Linked DNA regions of Homo sapiens: region 2 is linked to region 1. The links are chromatin loops, found by intact Hi-C in ENCODE. Cell type or tissue: IMR-90. All regions are shown on one strand. Links, peaks and the distances in the headings refer to the core of each region. The heading gives the core; the rest is flanking DNA.

Evidence for each region. A loop is a pair of places that touch in the nucleus more often than their neighbours do. Peaks named below come from ENCODE experiments on the same cell type or tissue, not always from the same donor. Only the 100,000 strongest peaks of a DNase experiment are listed, where the experiment ranks them.
Region 2: a loop joins it to region 1, with 17 times the contacts of the local background. A loop is called at or near these places in 18 of 110 quality-filtered maps.

Annotation. Positions count from the first base shown.
Region 1 is chr20:21,233,232-21,238,611 of GRCh38, forward strand. The region is part of intron 11 of KIZ (kizuna centrosomal protein); the gene reads left to right. Among named protein-coding and RNA genes, the nearest start is that of KIZ-AS1, 18 kb to the left of the region's middle. RefSeq lists an enhancer at 921-3,363. In IMR-90, for the core only: CTCF peaks have their summits at 2,601 (motif pointing right) and 2,995 (motif pointing right); a DNase peak (open chromatin) is centred at 3,000.
Region 2 is chr20:20,834,756-20,840,135 of GRCh38, forward strand. No RefSeq gene overlaps it. Among named protein-coding and RNA genes, the nearest start is that of RALGAPA2, 120 kb to the left of the region's middle. In IMR-90, for the core only: a CTCF peak has its summit at 2,903 (motif pointing right); no DNase peak of the experiment used is centred there.

The DNA.
Region 1 (5,380 bases), core at 61-5,060:
TGGATATTCATTTTTATTTTCCTCTTTTTTTTTAACCAAGTGTTTAGGCTAGGTTATTCTTTCCTTTTCTAATACTTTCTTGCTTATTTTCCATAAAGAACAAAATTTATCTTTTCACATTTGTCAAACTGTAGCACTCGCTTCTTGTAGGTTTTTTGAGCTGTGATAAGAGAGTTGTGTGCTGAATTTGTCATTAACATAAAATACTAATCACAGTAGCTTCAGGTCACTTAGAATTTATAGATGGGAATATAAGCCATCACCTGATGAAATACCCTACTCTTTTGCTTTGAGCTAAATATTGTTTAAAATGGCATAGCAACTTTCCTTTTGGAACAGCATTGCTCAGTAAAAAGGTGTCCTTCAGATGATTATATTACATTTGAATTAACTGCTTGTCTCTGATGAAATTTTAGAACAGGAACTTTACATTTCTAGTATAACATATAATGTTCCATAAGAGAAAATGATTTGAACCAGAAATGCTGAATTTTTTAAATGAAAAAAATCCTATTTTTATTCATATTTTATAAACAATACAATGTTTTTAGAACCTGGAGTATATTAAAATGAGATTGAATTTCTAAAATTATAAGTTTTAGAAACTTGACAAGTTAAGTTTTAGAGAAATAACTCATTTAATTTTCAGAAGTTATTATTTTTAATGCCTGAGTTTTCGTCCATATTTTTGAAGGAAGTGGGAGGTAAATGGGACAGGAAGAGTGTTAAAGTATTATGTTATTATGATTGTATTATAAATTCAAGTTCTAGGTCTCCTAAAAGAAAGTTTAAAAGACAGTAAATTCTACAGATAATTTTCAGGGCCGAATGTTACCATTTGGCTTAATAATATATAGAGGCACTAAAAAACTCACTTCTTCCTAAACAGTCTTTACGTAGGTTCTTTGGGAAATTTTTAAAGACATTGAGAAAGCAATTGGATTTTGTAAAACATTTCTCAGTCTAATAATTTCACATCTTGTCTATATTTTACTAAACTAAAATCAAGCATTTTCCTCCTTCAAATTGAGACAGAGGTATTTTGTTATTAGTATCGTTTCCGTATGAAATTAATTTCCTAATAAATTACAAGTAATCTCATCATCCCCTTTAAGAAAACAAAAAAAAAAACCACACAAAAAGGCCTTGAAGGAACTCTTGGTTCTAGGCACTTGATAATAATCCAGTGATGAAAAGGTCTGGGTCCAGAGTGCGTGGGTTTGGCGTGCTGTTTGTCACGGTTTGGTTCTTGTGCTGGGCTTGGTGTTGTTCATATGCCACCCTGGGCTTTGGAGAGCTCCAGTTTTGCTGTTTGTGCTGGATTCACTGAAATTTCTTAGAGGCTTACATTTAAGGATCCCACTTACTGCAGTCACTCCTTGTGCTTTATTGCTTTTACAAGTGGTCTCGAAACCCGGTACTTGAGAATAAACATAACAGTGCAGTGCTGCTGTAGCACTTTTAAAATTCTTCTTTGCTCTATTTTGTCAGTGAGCTGATGAGCAACCTCAAAAAAAGAAAAAAAAAAAACCCACTGGACCTAAAAAAAAAAAAAAAAAAAAATGGCTTCCTCTGATGTCCTAGAGACAATAATTATGATGTGCTAGTTAAGCCCAAACTACAGCTGAGGGATTTTACTTTAAAGCAGCGGCTTGGGCGCAAAAATGCATTTATAGCTCTTTGTCTGCACCTCATTATGTGTGGGCCTGATTCATTAAGTAATTGGTTTGCAGTTGTTTACATGAGTATTAAGGCCTTCTTTTCAGCCGCCTTTGAGAGATACATTGTGCAAATGTTGCCTGTGATGAATGCAGAATGAGGGCCAGAGGGTCCGTCCTATTGGCTAAACAGTGCACTCCTGTTGAAAAGCCAGAGAAAGGGATTGGGTGCTGCTTTGCATAGCAATGACTTTCTTAATAAGCGTTACAGATTAATACACACAAGCTATAAAAGATGCAAAGAGATACTCTTAGCACATTTATACATGCTCATTTCATTGTGATGGTGGTGGGGTTCGGGTGCTTTCATATTCCGTTTTTCAGAGCAGCAGCTTCAGTGCATGAGCCGTAATAGAATCCGATGTTTATTGTATTATAAATCACGGGCAAGTAGGCAGATTGGCAACAGTTTATTATTAAAGATTCTTTCAGTGTAAATCTTTTTCTACCATTGTATTTGCTTCAGCAAAATCATTTTGTGGTTGAGTGGGGATGAAAAGCATAATGTACGAAGGAGTGAGTCCTAATAGGAAGCCGTTCTCCAAGTAAAGACCACTTGTTCCCTTTTGTTCAGGGGTGCATGCCAGAGCTTCCTCTCCTCTGCAAACATTGTCTCGCTTTACCTTCCCCAGCAAGCGGTTTTCACTCTCCCGGATCCATTTGTTCAATGGAGAGTATATTTTAAAAGCCTGCCCTTAGCTTACTGGTTCCTGCCTTGTAACTTCAGCTTACTGGTTGGACCAGATAATGTTTTACCAAAAGGAAAGGGTGTGTGCTTGCAACATAATTGCCTGGGGGAAAGGTAGCAGAAGTCACCCCGCCACTGTACCCTGGCAGGGCCACCGTGGGTGGCATTCTGTGCCAGCCTTGCAGCCACCAGAGCGGCCAGTGGAGGGCGCCAGCCTGCAGCTGATGCTCTGATGGCGGTGGCATTTTCTGTCTTTGCCTGGTCACTGTGCCATTTTCCCCAGGATAACATAAAGATTATAAGGAACCAATAGTCCAGTGAAATAAAAATGAGTTTTTCCTGAAAGTCCTTTAGGTTCTTATATAAAAGCACTCTTCTCTGTCTTGGGTTTGGCACATCTCCATTCTTAAATTCCACTGAATTAGCAGCTTCCTAAATATGTCACGTTTCTTATCACAAGCCTACATACGTTGTTTTTTCTGCACAAAGCAAATAAGAACAATCGCTTGATTATTTGAAGAGAAAAAGTTAAGTTGACCTCAGGCAGCTGAAAGTGGCATCTTCTGTAGGAACCCCGATTAACCATCAGGGGGCGCTCAGACTTTGTTAAATTACTGGTAGGCCTTTAAAACCTAAAATTAGTGTTTACAGAGATTTGTTGGCATAGTCATTGGGATTTTTTTCTTTCTGGATTATTTTTTGCCTTCTGTTTTTCAGAAACATATGTCTGTTTTGAGGAACGTTCAAGCTGAAATTGCTCCTTTAGAAATTGTAATACTGATTTCCACTAGCAGTCAAAAATTATTACAAATTTTAGAATTTGGAGTCTAAAGACTATGTCTTATAATAAATTAGCTATTTTCAGCCTTCTAATAAGACTCCAGAACTGGAAGGATACTTCCTGCTGCCGGGAGCCATTCCTCCTTATCCTGGACATCATAGACAGTGCTCCTGGCAGGACCCTCTGAGTCTCATTGCCACACTCAATTGGTGAGGCCTCAGAGTCACAATAACTTGGGTATATTTGTTAATGGGCCATGGCTATTTTTTCTTTTTTTAAAAAAATGATATGACAGGCCAGGCGCAGTGGCTCATGCCTGTAATCCCAGCACTTTGGGAGGCCGAGGCAGGCAGATCACTTGAGGTCAGGAGTTCAAGACCAGCCTGGCCAACATGGTGAATATCCCTATCTTTACTAAAAATACAAAAAAAATTAGCCAGGTGTGGTGGTGTGCACCTGTAATCCCAGCTACTTGGGAGGATGAGGCAGGAGAATCGCATAAACCTGGGAGGCAGAACTTGCAGTGAGCTGAAATTGCACCAATGCACTCATCTGGGCAATGGAGCAAGACTCTGTTTAAAAAAAAAAAAAAAAAAATGATGGCTGGGTGCGGTGGCTCACACCTGTAATCCCAGTACTTTGGGAGGCCAAGGTGGGTGGACCGCCTGCAGTCAGGAGTTCGAGACCAGCATGGCCAACATGGCAAAACCCTATCTCTATTAAAAGTACAAAAATTAGCTAGACATGGTGGCAGGCGCCTATAATCCCAGCCACTCGGGAGGCTGAGGCAGGAGAATCGTTTGAACCCAGGAGGCAGAGGTTGCAGTGCATCGAGATCGTGCCACTACACTCCAGCCTGGGTGACAGAACAAAACTCCGTCTCAAAAAAAAAAAAAAAAAAAAATAGATATTGACCATGAAATCGAGTCAATGTGTTACTAACATTAGGTTTTCCCTCTGTTCTTTCCTCCAAATTCCACCCCCTGCTCCCGCCCTGGGCCAGGAATGAGTATCTGACACCCACCTCTGCTGCCACACACCTCTCAGGAGACCCTTGTTGCCTGCACCTCTGTCAAGCACGGGTAGTCTGCACACTGCACACCCTTCCCAGCCAGCTCCCCTTGTCCCCCTGCTGAAGAACAGTTAACAACCAGACCGCATGTCATGCCCGCGTATGACCCACTATTTCATGTCCCTGGATTTTATTGGAATGCTCTTGCCCCACTCTTTTACCTGGTTAAGGCCTTCTAGATTTTTCAAGGCTTAACCTTCTGAACGTTTCCTAAGCGGAGACCTGGCTGCACAGCATGCCCTTCCTGTGGTCCCCCTAGCTATTTCTGTTATCATCTGTAGTCAGGGCTAGAAGCCATTTCCCAGTACCCTCCCTCCCGCAGTGGGGCAGGCTTCGTTTCATTTATTTATTTATTTAGAGACAGGGTCTCGCTCTGTCACCCAGGCTGGAGTACAGTGACACGATCTCCGCTCACTGCAACCTTTGCCTCCCAGGCTCAAGCAACCCTCCCACCTCAGCCTCCCAAGTAGCTGAGACCACAGGCACATGCCACCATGCCTGGCTAATTTTTTGTGGTTTTGGTAGAGATGATGTTTCGCCATGTTGCCCAGGCTGGTCTTGAACTCCTGAGCTCAGGTGATCCACTCTCCTCGGCCTCCCAAAGTGCTGGGATTATAGGCGAGCCACCATGCCCAGCGGCAGGTTTCTTAATCACCAGTGCTGGATAGTCATTGTGCTTCCTGAGTGAGTAAGCATGGATATATAGCTCCACCATTCACTCTAGTTTGTTTTTTTTTTTTTTAAATAAAAGTCAGTTTGTACAAGTTCCCTCACTTCTGTATGGCATCATGTACTTGAGCTGCAGGGAATCATGCATTTCGTACAGTTATCTGCATAAGGGTGTGAGAGAGAGAGAGAGAGAGTGTGTGTGTGTGTGAGAGGGTGTGAGTGTGTGAGAGAGTGTGTGTGTGTGTGAATGTGTGTGTGGACACATACATTTTCAAAGGGAGACTGGTAATGACTGTGAATATGCCCTCTGCTCATGCATCCCCAGTTTCAGGAAGCAGGACCTGGGTGAACACACTTGCAGAGAGCCTCACTGGGGTTCTTTCCTGGCTGCTGTCTTGTCTGCTGATGGAAAGGTGTCTGGCTTCGGGCCCTGACCTTGATGAGAGCTCTTG
Region 2 (5,380 bases), core at 134-5,133, 400 kb before region 1:
CTGAGGTCAGGAGTTCAAGGCCAGCCTGGCCAACCTGGTGAAACCCCGTCTTTACAAAAATACAAAAATTAGCCGGGCATGATAGCGGGTGCCTGTAATCCCAGCTACTCAGGAGGCTGAGGTGGGGGAATCATTTGAACCCAGGAGGTGGAGGTTGCAGTGAGCCGAGATTGCACCACTGCACTCCAGGCTGGGTGACAGAGCGAGACTCGGTCTCAAAAATAAATGAATAAAACAAACTAAAACAAAATAAAATTAAATTAACAAATTCCCAGTGCCCATCCAGTACCATTACGTCAAAATCTCTGGGGAGGGCAACCAACTCATCCCCATTTGTCCAGGTCTGCCTGGGACTTTCCTAGTTTTAGCACTGAAAGTCCCTCATCTCAGGACACCCCTCAGACCTGGATATTCTGGATCCAGCCATCAGAAGCTTTTAAAACTCCCCAGCGGGTTCCACCTGTGCAGTCCCGTTTGAGAAACTGTTCCTGGAGGGTTAGTTCATGCTGCCTGAATGTAAGAGTTGACTGGGGAGCTTTAAAAAGATATTGAATTTCCCCGGATCCCTTCTTCAGAGATTCTGACTTGCCTGGCCTGGAGCGGGGCCCAAGTATAAGTAGATGATAACAGCCCTCAGGTGATTCTCATTACAGACAGGGTTAGACCCTCGGACATAGGGAAAGAGCATCAAGTGGAAAGAAAAGTACCCACCAGATTATGGCCATGAAGAGAAGGAGGAGACTTCTAAAGGGTGGAGAGGTGGCCGGAGAAGCAAGAGGAAAGCAGGGGCCTTGGCCCTCGGCAGCCGAGGGGAGATACTGCTGGAAAGTCATAATCAAGGCTTGCAAAATGTGCATTGGATTGAGCTGTACCAACATAGGGCGCAGAAGATAGGAGGGCTGCAGTGTGAAGGGAAGGCAAGCAAACCAAGAGCCAGAGGCTGCTCTTTCTGAAAGCCACATGGCGAGGAGGGAAGAGGGATGAGGCTGTCCCTGGAGGAGTCGTCTTATGTCCACTTTTTTTTTTTCCTGCTTCTTTTCCTTTTCTCTTTGCTTGTTTATTTTTCGACGGCCACGCATTTCTTGTATTTTCAGGGGAAGAAAAAGTGTTAAAAATGACTCTCTTGATAAGCTCCAAACATTTAAAAGTTGGTGAATCTACCAAGGCAACTTCATTATTTCTGTTGAAGAGCAGAGAGCAGAGGAATAATTCCAACTGATTGGCACACACGACTGGTCGTAAGTCACATGTTACTCAGAGCCAGAGCCAGGAGTGAAATCTAGCATCCTGGAGCCACACGGCTCTCCTGCACGCCTCGCCTCCTCCCCAAAGGAGCTCTGAGGTTTGGACTGCAGGAGGTGGCCACTGCTGATGTCATGCTTATTTCGGAAACCAACGGTGGCCTATCTTAGTGCCAGAGGGGAAGGCTCTGGGTTCATTTGGCTGGGTTGCATAGGCATTATTCCATTAGCAATCACATCACTGGGGCCCAGAGAGTTAGGTGCAGCTGATGAAGAATGAGTTGTCCTTAAGATCTGATTGCTGATCATTTGACAGTGTGCCGTGCTTACTCCATTAAACCTCTTTTTATCCCCCACATGTTCTTTGTTTGCTAGAGAATATGGGAAGCTATGAGTTCACTGATAATTTCTTTTCTTTTCTCTTCTTTTCTTTTCTTTTTCTTTGAGACGGAGTCTTGCTCTGTCGCCAAGCTGGAGTGCAGTGGTGTGATCTTGGCTCACTGCAACCTCTGCCTCCTGGGTTCAAGTGATTCTCCCGCCTCAGCCTCCTGAGTAGCTGGGACTACAGGTGTGCACCACCATGCCCAGCTAATTTTTGTATTTTTAGTAGAGACAGGGTTTCACCATGTTTGCCAGGATGGTCTTGATCTCTTGACCTCGTGATCCGACCACCTCGGCCTCCCAAAGTGCTGGGATTACAGGCGTGAGCCACCGCGCCCGGCCTCTTTTTCTTAGAAGAGCAAATGCAGGGTTCTCCAAGCTGCCCTGTTTGTCTCAGAATAGATTATTAAGCTGGTTAGGGGTTTTACCTAAATGCATGCAACTGTACAACAGTTACCCACAGGGACTTTAAGTGTGGTTTTCTCGTTTTCCTTTTCTCTCCTCTTCTGTCTCCCCATCTTTCCTTATTTTCCTTTCCTTTATTTATAAAGAGGTCATGACAAAAGAGGACAATTGAGGCTAAAAGGGGAGGATAAGAATGATTAACCTTTGAAGGGCTTTGCAAGCTATGTATATAGCAGCTAAGTGAGCCACCCGGTTCTGCAACCCTCTGGAATGGCTTTTCAAACACACGTTGATAGTTCCCTGACTACCTGTATTCACCAATGTCCCTGAAGCAGTCCATGCTAATGATAAATCGCTGTTTCTCATGAACCTGTTGTCTGTCATCTAGGGACATTTTCGTGTTAAATATTTATTTGCATATTTAAAAAACCGCATAAGAGCCCATTAATTACCATGGCGCTCCTGAAGGATGATGCAGGGATGCTTCATCAACGGGGCTGTTAACCCTGTCCACAAACAAATACGTACCCATCAGATTTACCTGTTTAACTTAAACTATAATTACTGGGCAATCAGACGGCTGACAAGTGTAGGTACTAATTATCCAAATGAGACTCCGGCTGCCCAGAGGTACCTAGTTATGTTTAGCTCCTTAACTGTTACTTCGTTTCATATTCACAATCAACGCAAGTAACTTGTGTCCAATGAACTGGTTTATCAAGTGCTTTTCTTACTCTTATTGTAAATATTGAGAAGTGCTACTTTCACACGTGAAGCAACACTTCAATATACATGGATTTTAGAATGAAGTCTAAACGATCTACTGGATTTCCTGGAAGAAAATACAGCGAGTGCTTCACTTAGAGATGGCGAGGCCAGCAGATGGCGGTGTGGACCAGAAAATAAAAATCTCCCCTTCGCAGCGATCGGGCTTTTGGGGTAAGACAGGCCAGGTTTACTTACTAACCTTGAAGAGCTTTTGAATTTAAAGGCCTTTCAGTTGTCCATGCAGAAGGACTTCTGATAAGGGAATCAAGAGAGCCACGTCGTATGCTGGGTTCTTAGGTTTAGAAAGAGCCGCCCAGCGGAGCAGCGTGGTCGTCCTGCATTGCGCACGGGGTGAGAGACTGCAGTCACCCCGATGGCCTCTGAATTCCTAAACTTTGGACTTCGATGGCTCATGAGGACTCAACCAGCTCATTCTAGTTTCTAGTTCTCCCCCTCGCTGACAACCTCGCTGTTTTTTTGCTATACTCCAGAGACTTATGGGAACTTTATTGTAACCCAGTGGGGGGAAAAATCTTCAATTTAAAGGCAGTTTACATTAATTTTTTTATGTTCATCTTGAAATCTTGGTTTCTAGATGGTTTAAATTAAAATGAGGGTCATATGATTTTTAAAAACACATTCATCTTTGACTCCCTGTCCTTGGCAAAATGGCTACTTAGATGTAAGTAAAAGGCCAGGCTTGGTGGCTCATGCCTGTAATCCCAGCACTTTGGGAGGCTGACACGGGCGGATCACCTGAGGTCAGGAGTTAGAGACCAGCCTGGCCAACATCGCGAGACCACATCTCTACAAAAATACAAAAATTAGCTGGGCGTGGTGGCGCATGCCTGTAATCCCGGGTACTCAGGAGGCTGAGGCAGGAGAATCACTTGAACCCAGGAGGCAGAGGTTGCAGTGAGCTAAGATGGTGCCACTGCACTCCAGACTGCGCGACAGAGCAAGACTCCATCTTAAAAAAAAAAAAAAAAAAAAAAAAGAGAGAGATGTAAGTAAAAGACTATTGAGTCCTTTCAGGAAATGTCATAAGAATCCCATTTTAACAGCCATTCTGGTAGAAAGGCATAAACATATAATGGAAATAAAAGTGAAATGATAAGTTGGACATATCATATCATCCAGACTATCAATGTTAATTATTGTCCCTTAGCTTCAATTCACTTTAACTGGGAATAATATATATGAAAATACAAAGTACAAATTGTCTCCTCTCTTCTTCCTCTCTTAGGTCCATTTTCTGTTTCTTTCTCCCATTAACCCACTGAAAACAAGTAGTATTTAACCCAGGGTACTATAAATGTTACAGTTTTCAGATACTGTTGTTAAACTTGTTTAGCTCATAATCTTGAGTAAATGATAGAGCTTGCTTTTCTACAGACTGTCTCCGCCCCTGGATTAGTCAGATTCTCCAGATTGAAAAAAAAAAAAAAACAAACAGAATAGGATGCATGTATACAGAGAGATTTATTTTAAGGAATTGGCTTAACATCTTCAGGGTAGGTCACCAAGCTGGAGACCCAGGGAAGAGTCAAAGACTGTCTGCTGGCTGAATCCTTCCTGGTTGGAGAACCAGTCTTTTTTTCTTAAGTCCTTTAACTGATTGGATAAAGCCCACCCACATTTTGGAGGGTAATCTTTGTTACTCAAAGGCCACTGATCTAAATGTTAATTGAGTTTAAAAACACTTTCACAGAAATGTCTAGAATAGTGTTTAACCAAATACCTAGGTACCACGGCCCAGCCAAATTGACACATAAAATCAACCATCACAACTCCTAACTTTTCTCTTGAAAACATTTCCTGGATGCACAGATAGAGCTTGGGATGGGCAGACCCTTTCCATATTCTCTCACTTGCAGGCAAGAAATGTTAACAGCACAGGACACTGGGCTGGGAGGTGGGGACCCGAGCATTGGTCCTCTGCTGCTGACACTAGTGTGGCATTGGGGGACAAGGCCTCCAGGCAGTGGTTTCCTCCTGCCTTGGTGTGAGATCTGGAGAGAGCTGGACATTCTCCTACACAGGGCCATGACCCACTGAATGTCATGATGATAGGACAGGGATGACACAGGTTATTAGTTGGTCCAGAAGGTTCCAACTAAGTCAGCTCCAGGAAGACAGGGGGAGATGGGAGTGGGGGCTTTGGGGATTGAGGTAGAACTCCTCATTGTGGGTTGGGAGCTGCTATAGTTTGGATGCTTGTTCCCCCCAAACCTCATGTTGACATTTGATCCAATGTTGGAGGTGGAGCTTAGTGGGAGGCATTTGGGTCATGGCAGCAGATCCCTCATGAATTAATGTCCTATCTGGAACCAAGTGAGTGAGTTCTCACTCTATTAGTTCCCATGAGAGCTGGTTGTTAGAAAGAGCCTGGCACCTCCTCCTCTGTCTATTACTTCCTCTCTGCCTGTGATCTCTGCATACTGACTCCCTTTCACCTTTTAACATGAGTGGAAGCAGCTTGGGGCCCTCACCAGAAGCAGATGTTGGCTCCATGCTTCTTGCACAGCCTGCAGAACCATGTGCCAAATAAATCTCTTTTCTTTATAAATTACTCAGCCTGCCTC